Linked DNA regions of Homo sapiens: all the other regions are linked to region 3. A link is a contact called in ENCODE Hi-C or POLR2A ChIA-PET data. All regions are on one chromosome and are shown on one strand. Each heading gives the region's core, a stretch centred on a gene start or an enhancer-like site at or near the end of the contact. The rest is flanking DNA. Distances are from core to core; before and after follow the strand shown. Region 1 overlaps SNX10 (sorting nexin 10). Region 2 holds the start of LINC02981 (long intergenic non-protein coding RNA 2981). Region 3 has its middle 56 kb from the start of MIR148A. Region 4 overlaps SNX10 (sorting nexin 10).

The links. Hi-C counts contacts between places; a loop is a spot of excess contacts on that map. ChIA-PET counts read pairs that join two places held with the same protein, here RNA polymerase II (POLR2A). Pooled maps may share reads with other maps.
Region 1: a map with no recorded cell type shows a loop between it and region 3 (4-fold over the local background). The contact joins two enhancer-like sites. A Hi-C loop is called at or near these places in 1 of 37 single-sample maps with no recorded cell type and 2 of 50 pooled maps. POLR2A ChIA-PET finds 5 or more read pairs at or near these places in 1 of 52 experiments (K562).
Region 2: a loop to region 3 is called in a pooled map, with 5 times the contacts of the local background. The contact joins the promoter of LINC02981 here to the enhancer-like site in region 3. A Hi-C loop is called at or near these places in 2 of 37 single-sample maps with no recorded cell type and 8 of 50 pooled maps. POLR2A ChIA-PET finds 5 or more read pairs at or near these places in 1 of 52 experiments (naive thymus-derived CD4-positive, alpha-beta T cell).
Region 4: a loop to region 3 is called in a pooled map, with 3 times the contacts of the local background. The contact joins two enhancer-like sites. A Hi-C loop is called at or near these places in 2 of 168 maps with a recorded cell type or tissue (Calu3 and heart right ventricle), 1 of 37 single-sample maps with no recorded cell type and 4 of 50 pooled maps.

The regions. Positions count from the first base shown.
Region 1 is chr7:26,312,928-26,315,834 of GRCh38, forward strand. The region is part of intron 1 of SNX10 (sorting nexin 10); the gene reads left to right. Among named protein-coding and RNA genes, the nearest start is that of SNX10, 23 kb to the left of the region's middle. Within about 2 kb of position 1,649, at least 3 of the 41 ENCODE cell types and tissues checked have a DNase peak (open chromatin) inside an H3K27ac peak, as active enhancers do.
Region 2 is chr7:26,397,222-26,399,921 of GRCh38, forward strand. LINC02981 (long intergenic non-protein coding RNA 2981) reads left to right here and starts at 1,348. Exons shown (of 5, transcript NR_148502.1): 1 at 1,348-1,800. SNX10-AS1 (SNX10 antisense RNA 1) reads right to left here and starts at 2,197. Exons shown (of 2, transcript NR_136272.1): 1 at 2,120-2,197. RefSeq lists enhancers at 484-1,440, 515-754 and silencers at 1,225-1,684, 1,775-1,884.
Region 3 is chr7:25,892,869-25,895,783 of GRCh38, forward strand. No RefSeq gene overlaps it. Among named protein-coding and RNA genes, the nearest start is that of MIR148A, 56 kb to the right of the region's middle. RefSeq lists enhancers at 119-198, 2,392-2,481. Within about 2 kb of position 1,508, at least 11 of the 41 ENCODE cell types and tissues checked have a DNase peak (open chromatin) inside an H3K27ac peak, as active enhancers do.
Region 4 is chr7:26,334,841-26,337,576 of GRCh38, forward strand. The region is part of intron 1 of SNX10 (sorting nexin 10); the gene reads left to right. Among named protein-coding and RNA genes, the nearest start is that of SNX10, 44 kb to the left of the region's middle. RefSeq lists an enhancer at 593-1,108. Within about 2 kb of position 1,256, at least 3 of the 41 ENCODE cell types and tissues checked have a DNase peak (open chromatin) inside an H3K27ac peak, as active enhancers do.

The sequences.
Region 1 (2,907 bases), core at 399-2,898, 420 kb after region 3:
ATCATGTTAGGGAAGATACAGGAAAACAACCCACTCATTTGTAAATACGTTGCTTTGCCAATATCTTGATGATTCAGATGATATGGCTTGATCCAGCAATTCCACTTACAGAAATTTACTCATGCAGGTATTTACTGCGTACTGTTCATAGTAGCACGAGAATGTCTTATCAGTGGGTGCTGGTGAAATGAAGTGTGTTGCATTCACATCATGGAATAGTACACAGCCACAAAAAGAGAACGAGGCTAACTAAAAACCATTTAGCAGATACCTGCCCCCACTTTTTAAAAAAAGAACATTTTATTGTGATTAGAATACTCACCAGGAGACCTACCCTCTTAACAAACTTTCCAGTGTATAATACAGTATTGTTAGCCATAGGCGCAATGTTGTACAGCAGATCTTTAGAGCTGCTTAATTAATCTAGTGGACTCCTGATCTTGTTAGAACCTGTAAACTGATGTCTTTCTTCCCAATGCTGTTGCTTCACTACCTGATGCACCTTTTTTGGCTGAGTTTGCTTAACTGAGCTTTTTGTGATTGTTTTGCCAGCATGGGAGGACCTACTATATCTGGGACTCTATGCAAAGAATATTCAGAGGAATGATATGCCTTTAAAGGCTGCCTGTTAACAAAGGGTTAAATAATTTAGGCATTAGACGAATTGGGGGCCCTGCCAAATGAGTGTGGCTAAAGTCTGTCCTTTTCCTGAACATTCATGTAAGAAAACCCCACCCCCTGTTTGTCCCCACATTCTCTCTCCTCCTAAGGATCATTGTTCCCTTGTGGCATAATAATTAAAAAAAAATGTGAAATTGAGCCGTCATCAGACTGGTAATGAAATCCTGAGTGCTGAAGAACCTGAATTTCTTTTTTCTTTTTCTTTTCTTTTTCTGAGATGGAGACTCACTCTATCGCCAGGCTGAAGTGCAGTGGAGGCGCGATCTCGGCTCACTGCAACCTCCGCTTCCTGGGTTCAAGTGATTCTCCTGTCTCAGCCTCCCGAGTAGCTGGGGAGGCTACAGGCACATGCCACTACCCCACCTAATTTTTGTATTTTTAGTAGAGACGGGGTTTCCCCATGTTGGCCAGGCTGATCTCGAACTCCTGACCTCAGGTGATCCTCCCACCTCAGTCTCCTTTCAAAGTGCTGGGATTACAGGTGTGAGCCGCCACGCCTGGCCCAAGAACCTGAATTTCTGACAGGTAACAAATACCATTTTCTTTTTAAAAAAGTTATTCCTTTTTAATCTTGTTAGACTGAAATGGCTTGTCTGTCAATATATTTTCAAAGGGTAGTCCATTCTTGTAAAGGACATAATGTGCCTACTGTTCAATTTTTTTTTTTGAGATGGAGTCTCACTCTGTTGCCCAGGCTGGAGTGCAGTGGTGGTATCTCAGCTCACTGCAACCTCTGCCTCCATTCAAACGATTCTCCTGCCTCAGCCTCCCGAGTAGCTGGGATTACAGGCGTGTGTCACCATGCCTGGCTAATTTTTTGAATTTTTAGTAGATGGAGTTTTACCATGTTAGCCAGACTGGCAATATTTTTATATTATGACTAAGTATAATATGGGTCCTGTGTGGCTTGTTTAAAACACATTGCTCTGAAACCCTTGGGCTTTTAGTTGTTATATTGACTTGTGAATTTGCTGAGATTTAGCAACTATTTCCGTAGTATATGCAGTTCCCTTTTTTTCTAGTGGCTTTCAGTTTCATAGTTGAGTATCAAGAATATAGCCTGTGAACTGCATGGGATTCTGCATAAAGTATTTTAAGAAAAAAGAACAGGCCAGGCGTGGTGGCTCATGCCTGTAATCCCAGCACTTTGGGAGGCTGAGGCGGGCGGATCACTTGAGGTCAGAGTTTGAGACCAGCCTGGCCAACAGGTGAAACCCTGTCTTTACTGAAAATACAAAGATTAGCTGTGTGTAGTGGCACACACCTGTAGTCCCAGCTACTCGGGAGGCTGAGGCATGAGAATCACTTGAACCCGAAAGGCAGAGGTTGCAGTGAACTGAGATTGTGCCACTGTACTCCAGCCTGGGTGACCAAGTGAGACTGTCTCAAAACAAAACAAAAAAACAACCAAGGAAGGGACTAGAAAGCAGATTAAAATAGCAGGAAAAAGAATCAAAATAGAAGCCATATGTAGTGAAAAGAGTCCACCAAAATGAATCAGAAAAGCAATTTAAACAAAATGTATTAATTGGATTGGTCAGGAGTAAATAATGAATTTGTATGTTTGGGTGCACAGAAAACCCTATAGATGTGATCATAGAAATATTTGTTTACAAGAGTTGAACCTAGGAAGAAAGGCATTTTTCTAGATAACTATAATGCCATTATCATATCCTGGAAATTTAACTTTATACAGTACATTATCTAATAAACAGGGTCACATTAATCTATCCCCATTGTCCCAAAAGTGTCATAGCTTTTTAAAAATCACAAAATATGGCTGGGTGTGGTGGCTCATGCCTGTAATCCCAGCACTTTGGAAGGCTGAGGTGGGCGGATCACAAGGTCAGGAGATAGAGACCATCCTGGCTAACATGGTGAAACCCCGTCTCTACTAAAAATACAAAAAATTAGCAGGGCCTGGTGGTGGGAGCCTGTAATCCCAGCTACTCGGGAGGCTGAGGCAGGAGAATGGCATGAACCCAGGAGGCGGAGGTTGCAGTGAGCTGAGGTTTCGCCACTGCACTTCTAGCCTGGGCGACAGAGTGAGACTCCATCTCAAAAAAAAAAAAATTGCAAAATACTTGATAGGGTTTTAAAACTGCAAGATAGCGAATATAATACAAAATGAAGTGAATTTATATTTTCTATTAGAAAAGCAGTTTTAAAGGGGGTGCTTTCTTTTATGTAAATAAAATTGAAGCTGACAAATTTGAGATTTTATAT
Region 2 (2,700 bases), core at 98-2,597, 500 kb after region 3:
GAGTTAACTTTAAATATGTCCCTGAATAAACACGAGGCAGCATGACTCCATCGCAGGTAGAGATAGGACTAAAACATGATTCTCCTAAACTTTAACCCTGGAGTTAGCTCACTTAATCCTGTAAATCTCTGCAAAGACTAACTTTGTTCCCTGGCTCCTCCGTGGTTGCCAGGTGGTGGATATACATTCTACAACAGAAGAAACTGGAATCGCTAGAGGTGTCTTTTTTTAGGGCAAGGAAGCATTTCCCAGAAAACCCCAACAGATGTCCCCTGGCTTGGCCTTGGCCAGGACTGGTCACATGCTCTTTTCTAAGCCAGTGCCTGGGCAAGGGAAGGGGTTGGTCATAACGGATTTAGACTACTTAGGATTTACTTCTGGGCCAAGGAGAGGGAGGGGGTGAGGGAGGGGGTGAGGGAGGGGGTGAGGGAGGGGGTGAGGGTGGGGGCGGGGGGCTGGCCCGGCCTAAGATGGCTGGGGGTGATGCGTTCGGGGGACAAAGGAGTGCTGGACAGTTGTGTGAGCTGTAAGAAGGACCCGGAAAATACTGCAGAGTGATTGAGAGTGTAGAGGGGCCTGGGTTCTCACCTGTGCTCCCTCCCACCTTAGCTGGGTTATGCTGGGAACCTTTCAAGGCTTTGCTAAGCCTGGGTTTCCAGGAGTGCAATAAGATCGCTGTGATAAACATGTAGGTAAAGCAGTTGGCATAGTACCTTGCGTAGAATAGTCCTCAGCATATGTTTACTACTGTCGTTGTTGCTATTAATAAAAGTGACCTAGCTCCTCTCCTCGAGAAGTTCACAAGGGGCCCAAATGTGACAGGGGGAGCTATCAGAAGGCGGGAGGTGACTTCTTGCCAGGGAGCAAGCCAGGGCAAGAAGAGAGGCGCCGTGAAGCCTGCGTTCCCTCCCGCACGCGGCTTGCCTCGGTGGCCACACGGGGAGCTCAGCAAGGCCCAGGGTTCGGGAGGCGGGTCCTGCACAGCGACGCAGCCTTGTCCCGGTGGCCGCAGGCCTGGGGAGCAGGGCGCAGCACACCCGCCGCCCGCTTGCAGGCGAGACGAGAGCGGGGCGCCGGGATGCTGGCGTCCAATTTAACCACCAGGGCGCACGGGACGGAGGCCGGGGGTCCCGCTTTTCCGTCAGAGTTCGCGGTCACGAGTGGAACCCACTGAGCACTCTAGTTTCCTGGTATTTTCATGGCAGTAATTGGATGACAGAGTCAAGAGGCAGGGCCTGCGCCGACACTGACTAGCAACGCGCGGCCTCTGAGCCGCGCCCGGCCGCCCACCCCTTCCTCCTCCAGCACCGGGCCGGCTCCCCCTCCCGGCCCGGCTCGGCGGCTGGGGGGTGGGCGGAGCCGCGGCCGGGCAGTTCATTATGTTGGACAGGGCGCGTCTGCGCCTCCGGCCGCCGCGGCTCCCGGGGCCTCCGCCTGCAGCCGGCGGCGGAACGAGGGCAGGCGGCTGAGACAGGCGAGCTATTTGCATTCCCCGGCAGTCATTTTTATATGCGGAGGTAATGAAGTTGTCAGCGGCGCCCCGAGTGTGGCAGAGCCTGATATTCAAATCGCCCTGCCCGCTCCGCCTGCTCCCGCCCGCTGGTCCCGGGAGCCCCAGGCTGCGCGCGCCCGCACCGCATCGCCGCTTTGCCCCGCGACCGCGCGCGCCTCCTCGTCCTCCCCCGCGCCTTTGTTTCCGTCTCCTTCTCCTTTCCCTCCTCTTTTGTGTCGGGCCAGACTCAGCCCCAGAAACCAGCCACCCTGCCGCGTCCGACTGCCAGGGATCCCTCACGCCGCGAGGTGAGCTGGTCGCAGGTGTGGGGAAGTTCGCGGGTGCAGCTAGGCCGCCGCCCTCGCGCTCGACGCCACGCCCGCCTCCTCTTTCCTTCCCCAGGGGCCCCTTGCCCTCCCTTCACCTCCGTCTCCAAGAAAGATGACCTAGTACTGCCATTACCGTTTGGGCCTAGAGGAGTTTTCGTTCCTCTTTCCGAATGCATATTTGTGGTCATTTTTTATGATTGCAGAAACCCAACACACAGCTATTCTGTCAGGCTGCCGAGAAAAGGCTGTTCGGCAGTTGCAGCCCTGGTGAGGCAATGAGGAGGAAAGGTGGACGCACCTGCCTGGAGTGGTTGAAGGAAGGCAGTGAACATCCACGCTCCTGGGGTTGGTTTTCCTGAACCTCTGTAGCTGTGCTGCTCACTGGGGCAGCCACTGACCACAAGAGGCTGCCGAGGGCTTGCAGTGTGGCCAGGCCAGACCAGGATGTTCTCCAAGTGGGAAATACACACCCCATTGTAAAGAAGACTGTATGGAAAAAAGAATGTGAACTGGCTCATTCATCATTTAAAAACATTGATTGCATATTGAAATGATAATATTTTGGGTATATGGGGTGAAATAAAGTATCATGAATTAAATCTTTTTTTAAAAATGTGGCCACAAAGAACATTTAAATTTACACATGTGGTTCACATTATATCTCTGTGGGATCGCACTTAAGACCCAACCCCACCCATCCTCTAACTCTGCCCTCTCAGCTTGCTCTACAGGTACTTTGGAACAGGGCAGGGATGGAGGGAAGGTCCTTGTATCTTAGGGATCAAATGCCCAGGAAAATAATTAGGAGGTGTTTGGGATTATGCTGAAAACCCTGACAACACTGAATAGCAGATGTCTCTTTCTTTTCCCTTTGTTCAC
Region 3 (2,915 bases), core at 258-2,757:
GTAGTCCCAGCTTCCTGCGTCCCCCACTTCCCCTCCAAATCAGCCAGGGCCCCAAAGTCCCGGACTCAAATAAATCAAGATTATGCTAATAACTAGAGCTAGGTGCAATGGCAGACTTTGACAATTCCAGGCAAAAGACACCAGAGGGCACTACAGGACCACGTTTTGTAATTTCAGGCGCCATTTTACCCTTGGATTTGAACAATAATTTCTTAAAAAACTGTTAACCTTCTGAGATCCGTATGTGGATTTATTTATTGCTTTCAATATCTTATCGCCACTAAGCTTAACTAGCTAGGCTTGGAAGGTTATTTTAAAGGACAATGCCCTAAAAAGGCAGACACAATTGGGCTTCCTCTTTATTTTACCTTCCTATAGAATGTCGGCATGTGTATGAGCGTGTATGAGCGTGTGTGTGTGTGTGTGTGTGTGTGTGTGTGTGTGTGTGTGTGTTTAGCAAACATTTATGATTGAAGAAACCATTCAGGGAATCCAAAAACTAAAATGCAGGATTCCACTGCCTCCCCTCCACCCACCCCGCAAAAAAAAAAAAAAAAAAGTGACGTTTCAGGCCAAAAAATTGTTTTCGTTGTTATTACTTCTGTAACTGTCTTCAATCACCTATTAATTTAACCAGCAAATATTTATTGAAGCCCCTAATGTGCCAGTCCCTGGGCACACCATGATACCTGAGCCACATCTCACCCTGCAGGGTCTCACCCATGATGAGAAGGCAGTTCTCTTTACTCCTGTCAGCCAGATTTAGTCTTAGAGCATCAATATCCATAAGTGAAAAGTGACACTTCAGCTTAGATTATTTCTCTTTTCACTGCCCTTCAGAAAAATTTTTTTTTTTTTCAGAAGAAAATAGGATTTTAAAATCACTGCTTTCTAGATGTGACCATCTCAGCCTGAGCAAGAAGGATCAAAACTCTCTTGCTGGAACTGCCTTCTCAGTGACTGAATTTTTATGAATCAAATAAAATGGTTGCTTGTGGGTTTGGGGAATGCTTTTTTTCCTTCCAAAGTCCCATATTGATTAGAATGAACTACATCGAAATTTAACAAGTGACAGAAGAAAGTGCCACCACTCTTGGCGTCTAATGAAGCTGTTGGGCAGTGCTGCCATCCAGAGTGGGGGAAATGGGACACAGGAAGTCTGTTTCCTCCTCCCCCAACAATACTCCCAGCCCCATTGGTTTGTACAAACAAACATGTGAGACCACGTGGTAACATAGACAAGTTACATTCCTTACCTCAGGTAATACCCACAAGATAGCCCCATTTACCAGCTGAGCAAACTGAGGCTAAAGGTTACTTCTTTGCCCAAGGTCACACTGCCAATATCCAAACCCAAGTCTGTCCACCTCCAAAGATCATGTGCCTTCTGCTACCCAGTGTAAATAACCCAAAAGAACTCAAAGACTGTTTTCTTTGAAGATAGGTGAGGCAGACACTGCTGTGTGCTTGCCCCGAGCCATCCTATCTGCTTCCTGTGCACACAGCTGGACTACATTTCCCAGCTCCCCTTGGGGGAAGGTTGGCCCTGAGAGTGGCGTCTAGCTAGTGGAATGTGAGTGGCAGTGAGGCCTGCCCACCTCCTGCACAGTCCTTCATTCTCTCTCTCTACCTGTCACAGCCAGATGCAGAGTACTCAGCAGCAAACATTAAGGCCCTTAGGGATGGTGGGGCCACAGAATGAAAGGTGCCTGGGTCCCTGAATCACTGCATGGAAGCTGTCCAAGAAACGCTTTCAGTGGTCCAAGAGCAAGAAATAACTTGTTTTGTGTTAAGCCACTGTGACACGGGGTTGCTTGTTAAACAGTTAGCCTTTGATACATAATACACAAGGAAAGAAAATGGCTTCTGTGAAGGTGTCCATTTGCCCACCAGGGGACTTGCCTAGTTCTGTGGTGGTGAATTTGTTCACAATTTCCCTGGGCGTCAGGAAAAGAAGACATTGAGCTAAGTGATCTCTAAGGTCTTTCCCCGACCTGAGAAAAGCCTGTGGTTCTGTGGTTCCCCTCTCTCACCCGCCGGATCCCGTCTCCCACCACTCATATCTGCAGGGGCCAGCTAAGTTACCTGGACCAGGAGGGACTTAGCCCAAACTCCTACCCACCCAGGAGTCTTCCTTCCCACATAACACCTTCCCTGTACTCTGCTGGGCAGCTATACACAGATATGCCCCCTCGGCAGTGGCAGCAATATGTAAGATGCCCCGGCAGGAGGACGGGGGGCTTCACATGGCCTTGTGCCACCTGTCCCAACTTTCCCTGCCCCCTGTGTAGCCTGTGTGGGAAGATGAGCACCTTCCTCCAAGAAAAAGGCTGGGTATAGACCAAGACCTGGAAAACTGCTGGGTATCCGAAGAGTGAATATGAGGAATTCTGCTCTTTGAAAGCACTGCTTCTTCGACTGATGTCACTAACATCCATGAAATATCATCCTTAAGCTATTTTAAGTCTACCTCCAGTGACTCATGGGATCTCCTTTTCTGTCACTGAACGTGATGTGCTCAAAATGAAGATAATGTTAATATAGGGAAAAGCAGAACTGAGAGTTTTAATGACACAGACTCCTGGCCAGATCAGGAAAGGAGGGTGTAGTTCGCGGCATTTGTGATTCCGGCTGGGTCTCCGGTGCGGAAATGAAACTCGCCCCCTGCTGGCCCGCCCCGGCGCTTTCAGAGGGAAGGGGAGCCAGGACGCCCGCGGGGATGGCTGCCCAGCTGCGAGTCACACACGAGCGTCGCCCACGCCCGGCGCCCCCGCACTGCCCATGATAGGGACCTACTGAATTGGATACTAGTGGTGTTTCTGGAAAAATCAGGGAGGATTGAGACCTGGGTTTTCGAGTGACAAATTGGTGATGCAGATGAAAAATGCAGGACCCAGTTGCATATGGTGGCAGTC
Region 4 (2,736 bases), core at 6-2,505, 440 kb after region 3:
ATCTTGGTTTGCCTTTTCTAGTTCTAATCTGGGACTGAGGGAGACAATTTGGGCCTGGTTTGCAGATGGTTCTGCTTGCTCTGCAGGCCCTCCCCAAAAGCGTACGGCTGCCTGCCTTCAGCCCAGCTTTCATGTTTTGGTGCAGCTCTAATTTCTTTTTCTTTTTGTTTGAGTTCCTTTGATTGCCCAAACTGGGGTCACCTTCAAGCCACCTTGAGTAAAGGGATGCTTATGTTAAGGACACTGTGCACAGGGAACCTCAGAGATGCTGGACACGGAAGCCACTGGGAAAGTGGCCCCAGGCAGGCCTGCACACTTCAGCAACCGAAGCTGGCTCCTGTGATTCAGCTTGTCTGGTGGCCAATTTCTGTGGCCTTTAGTGTCTTTTATCTACATCATGGCTCATATATACTTGTGTTATACGGGTATAACACAAGAACCTCTGGTCCCTCAGAACCCCAGCTGTGATGTCATTATCTCTCCAGTTTCTCTTTCATCACTTTCCAGCCTCCATTCTTAAAGAACCACCAAATGTAGTAATATTTCCTAGGTTCAAGTACGAGGAGGGAGCCATTGCCCAGCCCTTTCTTCTTTTTGTGCCAGGCTGTGCCCTAGGTACCCTCTAGCCTGTGGACTGACTTCTTTCGAGTCAGACATCCATCCCTGATCCTCCCTACTGTGTCTGGGGAGGGTCATGACAGCCAGCCGCCTGTAGATCTGCCCTAGGAGCAGGACCTTGGTAGGCTCTTCCCCAGCAGATCTGGGAGGGCCCTGGCACCACCACAGATGTGTCCAGTGCAGAGCCAAGGGCATAGGTAGTATTGAGAGCAGATACGGGAAAACTTGGCACAGAACTAAACATTGAATTTAAAATAACCTCGCAGATGGAATATTCTTTTTTTTTTTTTTTTTTTTTTTTTTGAGACGGAGTCTCGTTCTGTCGCCCAGGCGGGAGTGCTGTGGCGCGATCTCCGCTCACTGCAAGCTCCGCCTTCCGGGTTCACGCCATTCTCCTGCCTCAGCCTCCCGAGTAGCTGGGACTACAGGCGCCCGCCACTGCGCCCGGCTAATTTTTTGTATTTTTAGTAGAGACGGGGTTTCACCGTGGTCTCGATCTCCTGACCTCGTGATCCGCCCGCCTCGGCCTCCCAAAGTGCTGGGATTACAGGCGTGAGCCACCGCGCCCGGCCTGGAATATTCTTAAGAGATGAAAGTAAGGAGTCAGTGATTTTTTTTATTTAAATAGAAAAATAGCTGAACATTGTGGGAGGAAGTGAAACACAGAGTGAAATTAACTTGACTGCTGTTTGTTTTTTGTGGGGAGGGAATAATAAAAGTAACTGAGCACATTAGGTTTTACTTTCTTTTAAAAAACATGTTTTGTTCTTAAACTTTAACAAATGCACTGTAATCTTTTGGCGAAATACAGAAAAAAAGGAAGTAAAAATCAGTCATAATCCTACCACTTAGAAATGACTACTGTTAATTCTTAATTTTATTGTGCATAAGCTCCAGTTCTTAAGTAAATATGTAAAAAAAAAAAAAAGTGCTTTTAAAAAATCACTTAATAATACTGTTTGAGGCCGGGCATAGTGGCTCACGCCTGTAATCCCTACACTTTGAGAGGCTGAAGTGAGTGGATGACTTGAGGTCAGGAGTTCAAGACCAGCCTGGCCAACATGGTGAAACCCCGTCTCTACTAAAAATACAAAAAAATTAGCCGGGCTTGGTGTGCACACCTGTAGTCCCACCTACCGGGGAGGCTGAGGCACGAAAATCCCTTGAACCCAGGAGGCGGAGGTTGCAGTGAGCTGAGATTGTGCCACCGCACTCCAGCCTGGGTGACAGAGCGAGACTGTCTCAAAAAATAACAACAAAAAATCAACAATACTGTTTGAACAGCCCCGATCATTTAATATTCTTTTATAACAATTTATAATGGCTATGAGGTAGTCTGTCATGCAGATGGAACATAATTCATTTTTTTTCTACTCCGCTTATGGACGTTTAGGTTTCCATTTTCTTTGATTGTTTCTTAAAAACACTGCATTTTGAACATTCTTTCCTGTACAAATATTTTGCACATGTAGCACTGATATTTTTTTAGATTGAGTTCCCAGAGGTCAAATTATCGAGTTAAAGAATATAAACAATTTATATTGTTGCTTTTGAAATATATGGCCAAATTATCTTTCAGAAATATTGAAATAGCTCACATTCCTACCAACAGTATTTAGTTCCCATTTCTCATGATCCTTGCCAGCAGTGGATATTATTACAGAAATTTCTAATTTTAAAGAAAAAAATATGGTACTTGTTTTTATTTGCACTTCTGTTAATAGCAAGATGAAACATTTAAGTAGATTATTGACCTTCTTTCAAAAACTTTATTTTTAATTGTGGTAAGAAACACATGAAATTTGCAATCTTACCCATTTTTATTATTTTTTTCACATGGTCTACACCATACTAGTGTATAGACCTTACCACTTTTTAAATGTACACTTCAGTAGCGTTAAGTGTATTCACATTGTTGTACAATAGATCTCTAGATCTTTTTCATTCACAGAAGTGAAACTCTGTATCAGTAAACAAGAATGTTCCATTTCCCCCTTAAATGCTCCTTTCACCCTTTCCTCTAGCCCTTGGCAACCACCATTCTACTTTGTCTTTATCAATTTAATTTCCTTGAAAACCTCATGTAAGTGGAATAATAAAGGATTTGTCTTTTTATGA